2 separate regions of the Homo sapiens genome follow, and region 2 is linked to region 1. A link is an interaction called in ENCODE POLR2A ChIA-PET data of the cell type or tissue named here. Cell type or tissue: A673. All regions are shown on one strand. Links, peaks and the distances in the headings refer to the core of each region. The heading gives the core; the rest is flanking DNA.

The links. ChIA-PET counts read pairs that join two places held together with the same protein. Peaks named below come from ENCODE experiments on the same cell type or tissue, not always from the same donor. Only the 100,000 strongest peaks of a DNase experiment are listed, where the experiment ranks them.
Region 2: POLR2A ChIA-PET joins it to region 1 with 13 read pairs; 25 of 35 experiments call an interaction of 5 or more read pairs at or near these places.

Annotation. Positions count from the first base shown.
Region 1 is chr2:85,346,842-85,350,841 of GRCh38, reverse strand. It overlaps RETSAT (retinol saturase), which reads left to right. Exons shown (of 11, transcript NM_017750.4): 3 at 1-62; 4 at 601-802; 5 at 1,261-1,458. Among named protein-coding and RNA genes, the nearest start is that of RETSAT, 5.7 kb to the left of the region's middle. In A673, for the core only: no CTCF peak of the experiment used is centred there; no DNase peak of the experiment used is centred there.
Region 2 is chr2:85,520,982-85,527,600 of GRCh38, reverse strand. No RefSeq gene overlaps it. Among named protein-coding and RNA genes, the nearest start is that of PARTICL, 15 kb to the left of the region's middle. RefSeq lists a silencer at 221-412. In A673, for the core only: no CTCF peak of the experiment used is centred there; no DNase peak of the experiment used is centred there; H3K27ac peaks cover 480 bases.

The DNA.
Region 1 (4,000 bases), core at 1-4,000:
GCCTCAAGGAGAAGTTTCCACAGGAGGAAGCTATCATTGACAAGTATATAAAGCTGGTTAAGGTAACATGGACATGCTGAGGACCCAGAGTTTGTTCTCGATAAGGCTGGGTTTCTTTATTATTAGTGGAGGCACTGGGGGTGGAGAGTGCAGTGCGGGAGGCAGGAAGGGAGGAAGAGTCACATCTGTTCTTAGCTCAGCCTCCACCCAAGTCCATCCAGTTCTCTGTCTCTCTCTCTCTGGAGCCTTGGCTCCACGGCTGCTGCTGTCACCCTGGCCTCTGGGGATGCCCTGCTCTCCTCCCTGACTAGGCTGGCTTCCATGACATCAGATCACTACTCCTTTTTACTGCATCCGAGACCAGATTGGGATTTTTGAAAAGGAATTTGAGCAGGAAAATTAAAAGCAAAAAAAGGACTCATCCGAGTGTAGGATGGGAAAAATTCACAGAGTATAGATTTTTTAAAAATATTCAAATTCAGCAAAGTTCAGTCAGGGGTAAGTGTTGCTGGATTCTTGGGCTGGTCCAGGCTATGGGGATAGCAGTTCTGTCAAAGCGGTTCTAGAGGTGAGGCCTGCTGTCCTCATTCACTCCCCCAGGTGGTATCCAGTGGAGCCCCTCATGCCATCCTGTTGAAATTCCTCCCATTGCCCGTGGTTCAGCTCCTCGACAGGTGTGGGCTGCTGACTCGTTTCTCTCCATTCCTTCAAGCATCCACCCAGAGCCTGGCTGAGGTCCTGCAGCAGCTGGGGGCCTCCTCTGAGCTCCAGGCAGTACTCAGCTACATCTTCCCCACTTACGGTGGGTACTGGGCCTGGGCTCTGGGCAGCTTCTGGAGGAGGAACGGCTGCCCTCTCATCTCTCAATCTTTCTTCTCGACCCTGCCTGGCTGACTGATATGGAGCAGTGTAAACCCCAGGCCCTCTGGAGCTTGTGGATGAGAAGTCTGGCCACCTGCTGGACTCCTTGGTCAAAATTCTGTTCATCCATGCCTTGGATGATTTTTCAATTCAAGCAACACTATCCTCCTTGGTCTTGGCAGCATGGCAGTTTGCAGGGGGGGTATTCCTACTGGCGCCAAGATCTCTAAGGTACCCCATGTCTAGATGGAAAGGCTCCTCTGGCTGCCTTGGACCCTGAGGAACATGTGGTTCCTCGGATAGACTGGGCTGTGTGTTATCTCACAGAATTCCACGTTCCTTTCTGAATGGTGCTGGTGCCTTCTCTTGCCAGCTCACCACCCTTCCTTGCTTCTGCAGGTGTCACCCCCAACCACAGTGCCTTTTCCATGCACGCCCTGCTGGTCAACCACTACATGAAAGGAGGCTTTTATCCCCGAGGGGGTTCCAGTGAAATTGCCTTCCACACCATCCCTGTGATTCAGCGGGCTGGGGGCGCTGTCCTCACAAAGGCCACTGTGCAGAGTGTGTTGCTGGACTCAGCTGGGAAAGCCTGTGGTGAGAGCCCTGCCCCGCCCTGCCCTTCTGGGTCCCTGGGTTGGTGTGGGCGAGACCTGGGGTCTCCCTGAGACCAGAAGGAGTAGGAGAACTGACCTCCTCATGGAGGCTAAAGGTGAGAATCTGCCCCAGAGCAGGGTCCAGGGATAGTGATTAGTCCAGAAATAAAAAGGAAGCAGGAAAGATAAAGGATTGGCCGGGCATAGTGGTCCAAGCCTGTAACCCCAGCACTTTGGGAGGCTGAGATGGGAGGATCACTTGAGCTCAGGAATTTGAGATCAGCCTGGGCAACATGGTTAAACCCTGTCTCTTTAAAAAAAAAAAAACAAAAATATGGCCGGGCATGGTGGCTCACGTCTGTAATCCCAGCACTTTGGGAGGCCGAGGCGGGCAGCTCACAAGGTCAGGAGTTCGAGACCAGCCTGGCCAATACGGTGAAACCCCGTCTCTACTAAAAATACAAAAATTAGCTGGGCATGGTGGCACGCACCTATAGTCCCAGCTACTTGGGAGGCTGAGGCGGAAGAATTGCTTGAACCCAGGAGGTAGAGGTTGCAGTGAGCTGAGATCACGCCACCGCACTCCGGCCTGGGCGACAGAGCGAGACGCCATCTCAAAAAAAAAGAAAGGAAAAGAAAAGAAAAATAAAGGATTGCATGGTCCCCAAAGAACAGTATTTATTTATTTATTTAATAGATAAAATTATTTACCCAGTAATCTATGACTGTCTTCTTTTTTTTTTTTTTTTTTTTTGAGTTGGAGTCTCGCTCTGTTGCCCAGGCTGGAGTCCAGTGGTGTGATCTCGGCTCACTGCAAGCTCCGCCTCCTGGTTCATGCCATTCTCCCGCCTCAGCCTCCCGAGTAGCTGAGACTACAGGTGCCCGCCACCACGCCCAGCTAATTTTTTGTATTTTTAGTAGAGATGGGGTTTCACCATGTGTTAGCCAGGATGGTCTCAATCTCCTGATCTTGTGATCCGCCCACCTTGGCCTCCCAAAGTGCTGGGATTACAGGCGTCAGGCACGGAGACCAGCCGACTATCTTCTTGAGTGTAGAGACTGTCTTTTATCTTTGTATCTATAAATCTTAGCACATATTAGAGGCTCAATAAATGCTGTTCAGTGGCCAATAGAATGAATGAGTAACCTTGGATTCCACAGGATAGTATGGAGGCCAGCAAGGTTCCCTGCCTCTATCTGTAAAGTGGGGCCCAGAACGTTATTACCCTGGCTCAGGTTGATGCTGTAACCCGCATAGGGACTCAGAATCCCAGTATAAATGAACTCTTGGAATAGAGGGTCTGTGCAAGAAGGACTCTGTTAAACAGAATAGGCCATCTATGACTAATGGGTGCTTAAAGAAGCCAGGGAAGCAGACAAAAAGAGGCCTGGGAAAAACTGGGCTAATGTAGACATGCATTTATCAGAGGAACCTTTCAAGGAGGTGATAAGTGGGGGGCCCAGTGCAAAATGAAAAATGAAGGAGAAAAGGCCATCAGTGATCTGAGAGAATCCATTAGTAGGAGAGACTGATAAGTTACCGGGTGGTAAGAGAGAGGTGGCTGTTGGTTGGGCAAGGTTTTCTCTGATGTCCATGAACAAGTTCTCCTTTCAGCTGAAAGGGGTCCAGGAAGCAAGGTATCAGTTGAGTTAAATACAATCCAGATATATTTGTTTGTTTTTCAAGTGCTAGGTAATAAAAGATAGAGATAAAAGAGGCCGGGCGCAGTGGCTCATGCCTGTAATCCCAGCACTTTGGGTGGCCAAGGCAGGCAGATCACCTGAGGTTGGGAGTTCGAGACCAGCCTGGCCAACATAGTGAAACCCTGTCTTTACTAAAAATACAAAAATTAGCCAGGGCCAGGCGCAGTGGCTCACGCCTGTAATCCCAGCACTTTGGGAGGCCGAGGTGGGTGGATCACAAGGTCAGGAGTTCGAGACCAGCCTGGCCAGTATAGTGAAACCCTGTCTTTACTAAAAATACCAAAATTAGCCAGGCACGGTGCTGGGAGCCTGTAATCCTAGCTACTTGGAGGCCAGGATAGGAGAATTGCTTGAACCTGGGAGGCGGAGGTTGCAGTGAGCTGAGATTGAACCACTGCACTCCAGCCTGGGCAACGGAGCGAGGCTTCATCTTAAAAAAGAAAAAGCATTCATTTACTTGCCATCTGGAGGCGTGTGCTAAGGATGGGGATAACAGACAGCACGGTGGAACAGGGGAAGCCTCCTGGAGGCACAGGTGTTGGAGCTGAGTAATAAAGGGTGAGATGAAGCTAGCAAGCAGATGAGGTTGGAGAATATTCCAGGAATGGGAAGCAGCATGTGCAAAGGTGTGGAGATATGAAAGAGCTGGGTGTTTTCAGGCATCCAGAAGTATTAGGTCGAACAATAAGAAACTGCCATTTTTGTAGGTAAGAAATGGTTGACTCTCAGCTGTTTGATATTGGTTCTGCCTAATAGTTTAGTGGGAGTTTAGTGAGAGTGACCAGAGACGGATGGAGCTGGACACACAGAAGGGACCACATTGCACAGGCTGCTGTAAG
Region 2 (6,619 bases), core at 992-4,991, 180 kb before region 1:
GTGGTAGCGTTTGGAGAGTGGCTCTGGGGACTGGAGGGAGAAGGTAAATTTTGCTTTTTGTTTGACACTTTTCTATATTATTTGAATTTTCTATACTAGGTGAATGTAAGTCTAATTTTTAAAAACGTATTTTTAAAATAAAAAATTTTTTTTTTGAGACAGAGTTTCGCTCTTATTGCCCAGGCTGGAGTGCAGTGGTGAGATCTCGGCTCACTGCAACCTCTGCCTTCCGGGTTCAAGCGATTCTCCTGCCTCAGCCTCCCGAGTAGCTGGTATTACAGGCATGCACCACCATGCCTGGCTAATTTTTGTATTTTTAGTAGAGACGGGGTTTCTCCGTGTTGGTGAGGCTGGTCTCGAACTCCTGACCTCAGGTGATCCGCCCGCTTTGGCCTCCCAAAGTGCTGGGATTACAGGCGTGAGCCACCGAACCCAGCGAAAATAAATAAATATTTTGAAAGCAGACAAGGAACATGGACAGACAACGAAGAGAGAGAAGAGGAATCCCTCAGATGGGAGATTATGGTTTGTTCTGACATAGGACAACCTTGTTTTTTAGCTGCATTAATGAAAGCATTGTGACCAAATCATTTGTTTTTTCTGAAGACCACCAGGGAAGCATCCTGGAAGATGGAGAGGAGATAAGAGACTAGAGTCGAGGGGACCAGTAAGAAGATTTCTGCAACAGAGCAGGGCTCAAATTTAAGAGGTGATGGTGGGGGTGGAGGGGCAGCCCCAGATAGGAAAAGTTATTGAAAAGACAAACTGACAGCGTTGGTGCCTGATTGGATGAGACGAATGAGAAAGAAGGAGGGATTAAGGAGACAGTGCAGGCGTTTGCCTTGGGTGACTGAGTGGATGGCAATTCTGCCCAAGGGAACACTCAGAAGGAGAGAGAGAGTTCAAGACCAGAAAAGGATGGGGAAGAAAATAATGAGTTCAGCTTTGAGAATAATAAGTTGAGGCCAGGCACGGTGGCTCACACCTGTAATCTCAGCACTTTGGGAGGCCGAGGCAGGCAGATCACCTGAGGTCATGAGTTTGAGACCAGCCAGACCAACATGGTGAAACCGTGTTTCTACTAAAAATACAAAAAATTAGCCAGCCGTGGTGGCACGAGCCTGTAATCCCAGCTACTCGGGAGACTGGGGCAGGAGAATCGCTTGAACCCGGGAGGCGGAGGTTGCAGTGAGCCAAGATCACGCATTGCACTCTAGCTTGGGTGACAAGGGCAAGACTCTGTCTCAAAAAAAAAACAAACAAACCAAAACCGAACAAAAAATCCCGGGCGTGGTGGCTCACACCTGTAATCCCAGCACTTTGGGAGGCGAGGCAGGTGGATCACCTGAGGTCGGGAGTTTGAGACCAGCCTGACCAACATGGAGAAACCCCGTCTGTACTAAAAATACAAAATTAGCCAGATGTGGTGGTGTATGCCTGTAATCCCAGCTGCTCGGGAGGCTGAGGCAGGGGAATCACTTGAACCTAGGAGGCGGAGGTTGCAGTGAGCCGAGATTGCACCATTGCACTCCAGCCTGGGCAACAAGAGCGAAACTCCATTTCAAATAAAAATAAAAATAATAAATAAATAAATAAAAATAAAAAAAGAAAATGGTGAGTTGAGGAACATGCTGCATGTGAACACATTGAGTAGATCTATGGATCTAGTGCTCAAGAATTCTGGGTTGAAGATGGATGAGGTAGATGAGACGTAGAGCAGTTTGCTTTTGAAGACAGCAACATCAGAGAAAGTGGCAGTTGAAACTCGATATGAGGAAATTGTGTAGGCCAAATGAGTGGGACTCTAGAGATCACCTACCCTTAAGGGTTGGGCGGAAGAAGAGGAACCCGGCAGTAAGGCTGAGAAGGAGTGATCAGACCTGGGAGAGGAAAACCAGGAGGGAGTGGGGTCACAGATGACTGTTCTGTGCTCCTGGCTGGACACTGGGACTACAGGTGTGTGCCACCAAACCCAGCTAATTTTTGTATTTTTCTGTAGAGATGGGGGTCTTGCCATGTTGCCTAGGCTGGTCTTGAAAGCCTGGACTCAAGCAATCCGCCTGCCTCAGCCTTCTAAAGTGTGGGATTACAGGCATGGGCCACTGTGCCCAGCCAAGAATGGCTTTTTAAATGGTTAGACTTGAACATGAACTTCCTGGTGAAACTATGGTCACATACATCATGACTGCAGACAGAAGGGGCAGGTAGGGCTCCCTGCCCTTCTCCCCTCCCAGTGGAACTGCCTTCCTTCTTGAAAGCAGCCTCCTGTAACCTCTGTGGGCCCCTCCACAGTAGGCAAATTACAAAGCATTTCTGTCGGGAGCTTCCTTCCAGTTCTCTCCCTTCACTCTGGGACCCTCTCCCCTCCACCCCAGGATGTCTGTCCAGCATTGCTCTCTCCTCCCAATGTCTCAATACCTTGGCCTGCTTGGAACATGCCTCTGGTGGGGGCAGGGTGGGGGAAAGGGTAGCCACGGCAGATCCGACCCCCTAGGTAGCCAAGGGTCCGTTTAGATTACCCTAAAGTTTGTGTTTTGTTTGTGTTTAGACAAAAACCGTGAGGCAGGAGCAATGACATTTGCAGAGCACACTGTAGGGAAGAAAATGCAGGAGAAATCCTTCTCTAGCTCTGTCTGTCCAATTTGTAACTTTAGATCTCAGAAAGATGAAAAGCCGAGACAAATAAATCTGGGTGGCTGAATGCAGAAAAAGGTGTTTGTTGGGAGAAGCAAAGAGCTGCCGACCTTGCAGGGTACACTGTGCTGCTGGCCCTGTCACACGATGCTTTATCTCTCCATCAGCGCCTGAGGCCTAAGCTTGGTGGCTGCAGAATCACAAAAAAGGCAGTGGCTGAGCTTAGCCTAGAAGGCTGTGGAGTGCTGGGCCTGCTGCCTCCCCATCCCTCTGCCCTGCCTCTCGCTCTCTCTGCTCCATTTCCTGCCTCAGAACCCTGCTCTCTGCTCTTGTCTCTTTTGGTTCCTCTATTTATACATTTATGTTTTTGGAAGAGGGCTAGAGGGAATCTAAGGTTTAGGGAGCTGCACAACTCATGGGCAGATCCCAGAAGCCTGGCTCTTCTCCACTCCAGCAGGCAAAATTCATGTCTTTTCTTTCTTTTCCTGTGCTGGACAGAGCCAAACACACACTAACAGCGTTAACACGATAAATATCAGCAGTCCTGACCTTTCTCTGTGGATCCTGGAGGCTCGCTGACTCCCAAGCTCTGAGTTGCTTGTGCTTAAAGTGGATTAGCACTTACCGTTGGCTGCAGGGCCCCGCACTGGGGTTTGATGGGAATCAAAATAGAGATTACCTTATTTGACTTAAAAAAAAATTTCCACTTGAAAGATAGAATTCCCCAGAGAAATCCACTGGAGCTTATACATATACAACTTTAAATTGGATTTTAAAAATAGTTTGCCAGCTGTTTGCTAGGTCGTGTTTTAGGCTCTTGTGCCTGATTGATGTTGGGTCCTTTGGGAAACAAGGCCAAGAGGGGATTGAGGGGCTGCCAAGCCTGCAGGGTCCTGGATGCCTGGGGACTTTCTCAGGAGCCCTGGTAGCTGTTGCCAGGGCCTTTAGAAGCCCTCAGATCCTGGCACCGAGGTCTGCCTCTCACCCAGAGAAAATGATCACAGAGCTCGAACCACCTCCCCCAAACCTCGCCTCATCCCTGCACTGCCCTTCTCAGCCAAGGTCCAAAAGAAAGAAACGAAGGAGGACTGTTCTCAGCTGGATGGATCTTTCACACTCTGTGCAGCTAAATGTTTATTTTAGTTCCTTGTATGACCTTCAGGTGACCTTTCATCCATCCCCATCTGCCTGAACTTTCATCCATCTCCTTCCTCTATTGCTGCCTGACTGGTGTTCATCGCTCAGGTCTCAGCCAGAGTGTCACCTTCTCAGGGAAGCATGAGGGGCAGCAGAGTGTGGTGGTCAGGAACACCAGTGTGTCAGGCTTTGAATCCTGGTTCAGCACTTACAAGCTGTGTGACCTTATGGATGGTCACTCGACCCCTCTGTGCCTATCAATTTCCTCTTCTGTGAAATGGGGATCATGATAACACCTACCTCATTAGGATTGTTGCACGGTGAGGATCCAGTGAATTCCTACATGTTGTATGGAATATGTAAAATGCTTAGAATATGGCCTGCCATGCAACAAACATCTGCTCTTACTACTCTCTAAAGCAGGGGGTCCCCAATCCGTCACCCCAATACCAGTCTGTGCCCTGTTAGGAACCAGGCTGCACATTGGGAGGTGAGCACAGGCCAGTAAGTAAAGCTTTATCTGTATTTACAGCCACTCCCAGTACGCAAACAGAGTTTGCGTTACCACCTGATCTCTGCTTTTTGTCAGCTCAGCAGCAGCACTGGATTCTCATAGGAGCTGGAACCCTATTGTGAACTGAGCACGTGAGGGATCCAGGTTGTGTGCTCCTTATGAGAATCTAATGCCTGATGATCTATCACTGTCTCCCATCCTCCCCATATGGGACCATCCAGTTGCAAGAAAATAAGCTCAGGGCTCCCACTGATTCAACATTATGGTGAGTTGTATATTATTTCATTACATAGTACAATGTAATAATGATAGAAATAAAGTGCCCAGGCTGGGCGTGGTGGCTCACGCCTGTAATCCCAGCACTTTGGGAGGCTGAGGCGCGTGGATCACAAGGTCAAGAGATCGAGACCAGCCTGGCCAACATGGTAAAACCGCATCTCTACTAAAAATACAAAAATTAGCTGGGTGTGGTGGCATGCAACTGTAGTCCTAGCTACTCGGGTGGCTGAGGCAGGAGAATCGCTTGAACCCGGGAGGTGGAGATTGCAGTGAGCCAAGATCACGGCACTGCACTCCAGCCTGGCGACAGAGCGAGAGTCCATCTCAAAAAAAAAAAAAAAAAAAAGAAAGAAAGAAAGAAAGTGCACAATAAGTGTAATGTGCTTGAATCATCCACAAACCATCCCCCTTACCAAACTGTCTATGGAGAAATTATCTTCCACAAAACTGGTTCCTGGTGCCAAAAAGTTTAGGGACCACTGCTTGCTCTAAAGTACGTATCCCAGTGGTAGTGGTGGCTCACGCCTGTAATCCAAGCACTTTGGGAGGCCGAGGTGGGATCACTTGAGTCCAGGAGTCCAAGACCAGCCTGGGCAATACAGCGAGACCCCATCTGTACAAAAAATACAATAAATAAATGAAGTACATGTCCCAAGGCCCAGTTGCCTGTGGCTGCCCTGTGCTCCTCCAGCCTCCAGTGCTTTTGCTGTGCAGCATCTGTCCTTGTTTATCTTTATTGCCTGGTTTATGAGATGCTGAAGAAGTATTTGTGACTACAATAATGAATGATTTTTTTTTCTTTTTTTGAGACAGAGTTTGGCTGGAGTGCCAGTGGCATGATCTCACTGCAACCTCTGTCTCCTGGGTTCAAGCGATTCTCCTGCCTCAGCCTCCCACGTAGCTGGGATTACAGATGCCTGCCACCATGCCCAGCTAATTTTTGCATTTTTTGTAGAGATGGGGTTTCACCATTTTGGCCAGGCTGGTCTTGTACTCCTGACTTCAGGCGATCTGCCCGCCTTGGCCTCCCAAAGTGGTGGGATTACAGGCGTGAGCCACTGTGCCTGGCCTAAATGAAATATTTTTAAAAATTGCTAGGCTGGGTATGGTGGCTCACACCTGCAATCCCAGCACTTTGGGAGACTGAGGTAGGTGGATCGCCTGAGGTCAGAGTTCGAGACCATCCTGGCTAACATGGTGAAACCCCATCTCTACTAAAAATGCAAAAATTAGCTGGGCACAGTAGTGCGCACCTGTAGTCCTGGCTACTCGGGAGACTGAGGCAGGAGAATTGCTCGAACCTGGAGGGTGGAGGTTGCAGTGAGCTGAGATGGAGCCACTGCACTCCAGCCTAGGTGACAGAGTGAGACTCCATCTCAAAAAAAAAAAAAAAAAAAAAATTGCTAAAAGACAAATGTGATCCAGAAGAGAGAGAAACTCGGGCACTTGGGTCATTTTTCTCCATCTATATTTGCTCTATATGTAAACTTGGTCCTTTTGTTTGTTTGTTTGTCTGACTGTTAAACAGAGAGAGTTGATGAGTTTTGAGTTCTGGGATTAGGAGGATAACGTTTTGTAATTTTTTTTTTTGCAGGAGACCTCTGCCACATCTAGTTTTTCAAAATTTAATTAAATATTAAATGCTTGCAAAAGAAGAGATCACATGAACAGAGTATAAAAACTGGACACCCTACTACCCACACCCAGTTTAAGATACAGATTACAACCAACACCGTTAAAGCCCTTTTGCATGCCCTTCTCCATCCCAGCCCCCTCCTAAATTTTGTTTATAATGATCTCGCTTTTCTTCATAATTTTACCTCCAAAATATGCATCTGTAAACAATATGCTGTTTTTGCAAGCTTTTGAACATTATATAAAATAAATCATACTGCATGTATTCTTCAGTTTGCTATTCTCACCTCTCCACATGATGTATGTGACATCTCTTTGCTGCAGCTGTAGCTCTCTAATATTCCACTGTGTGACCCTTCTGCTGTTTTCTTCTCCGTTCTCCTATCAATGGACATTTGGGTTGTTTGCCTTTTTTTTTTT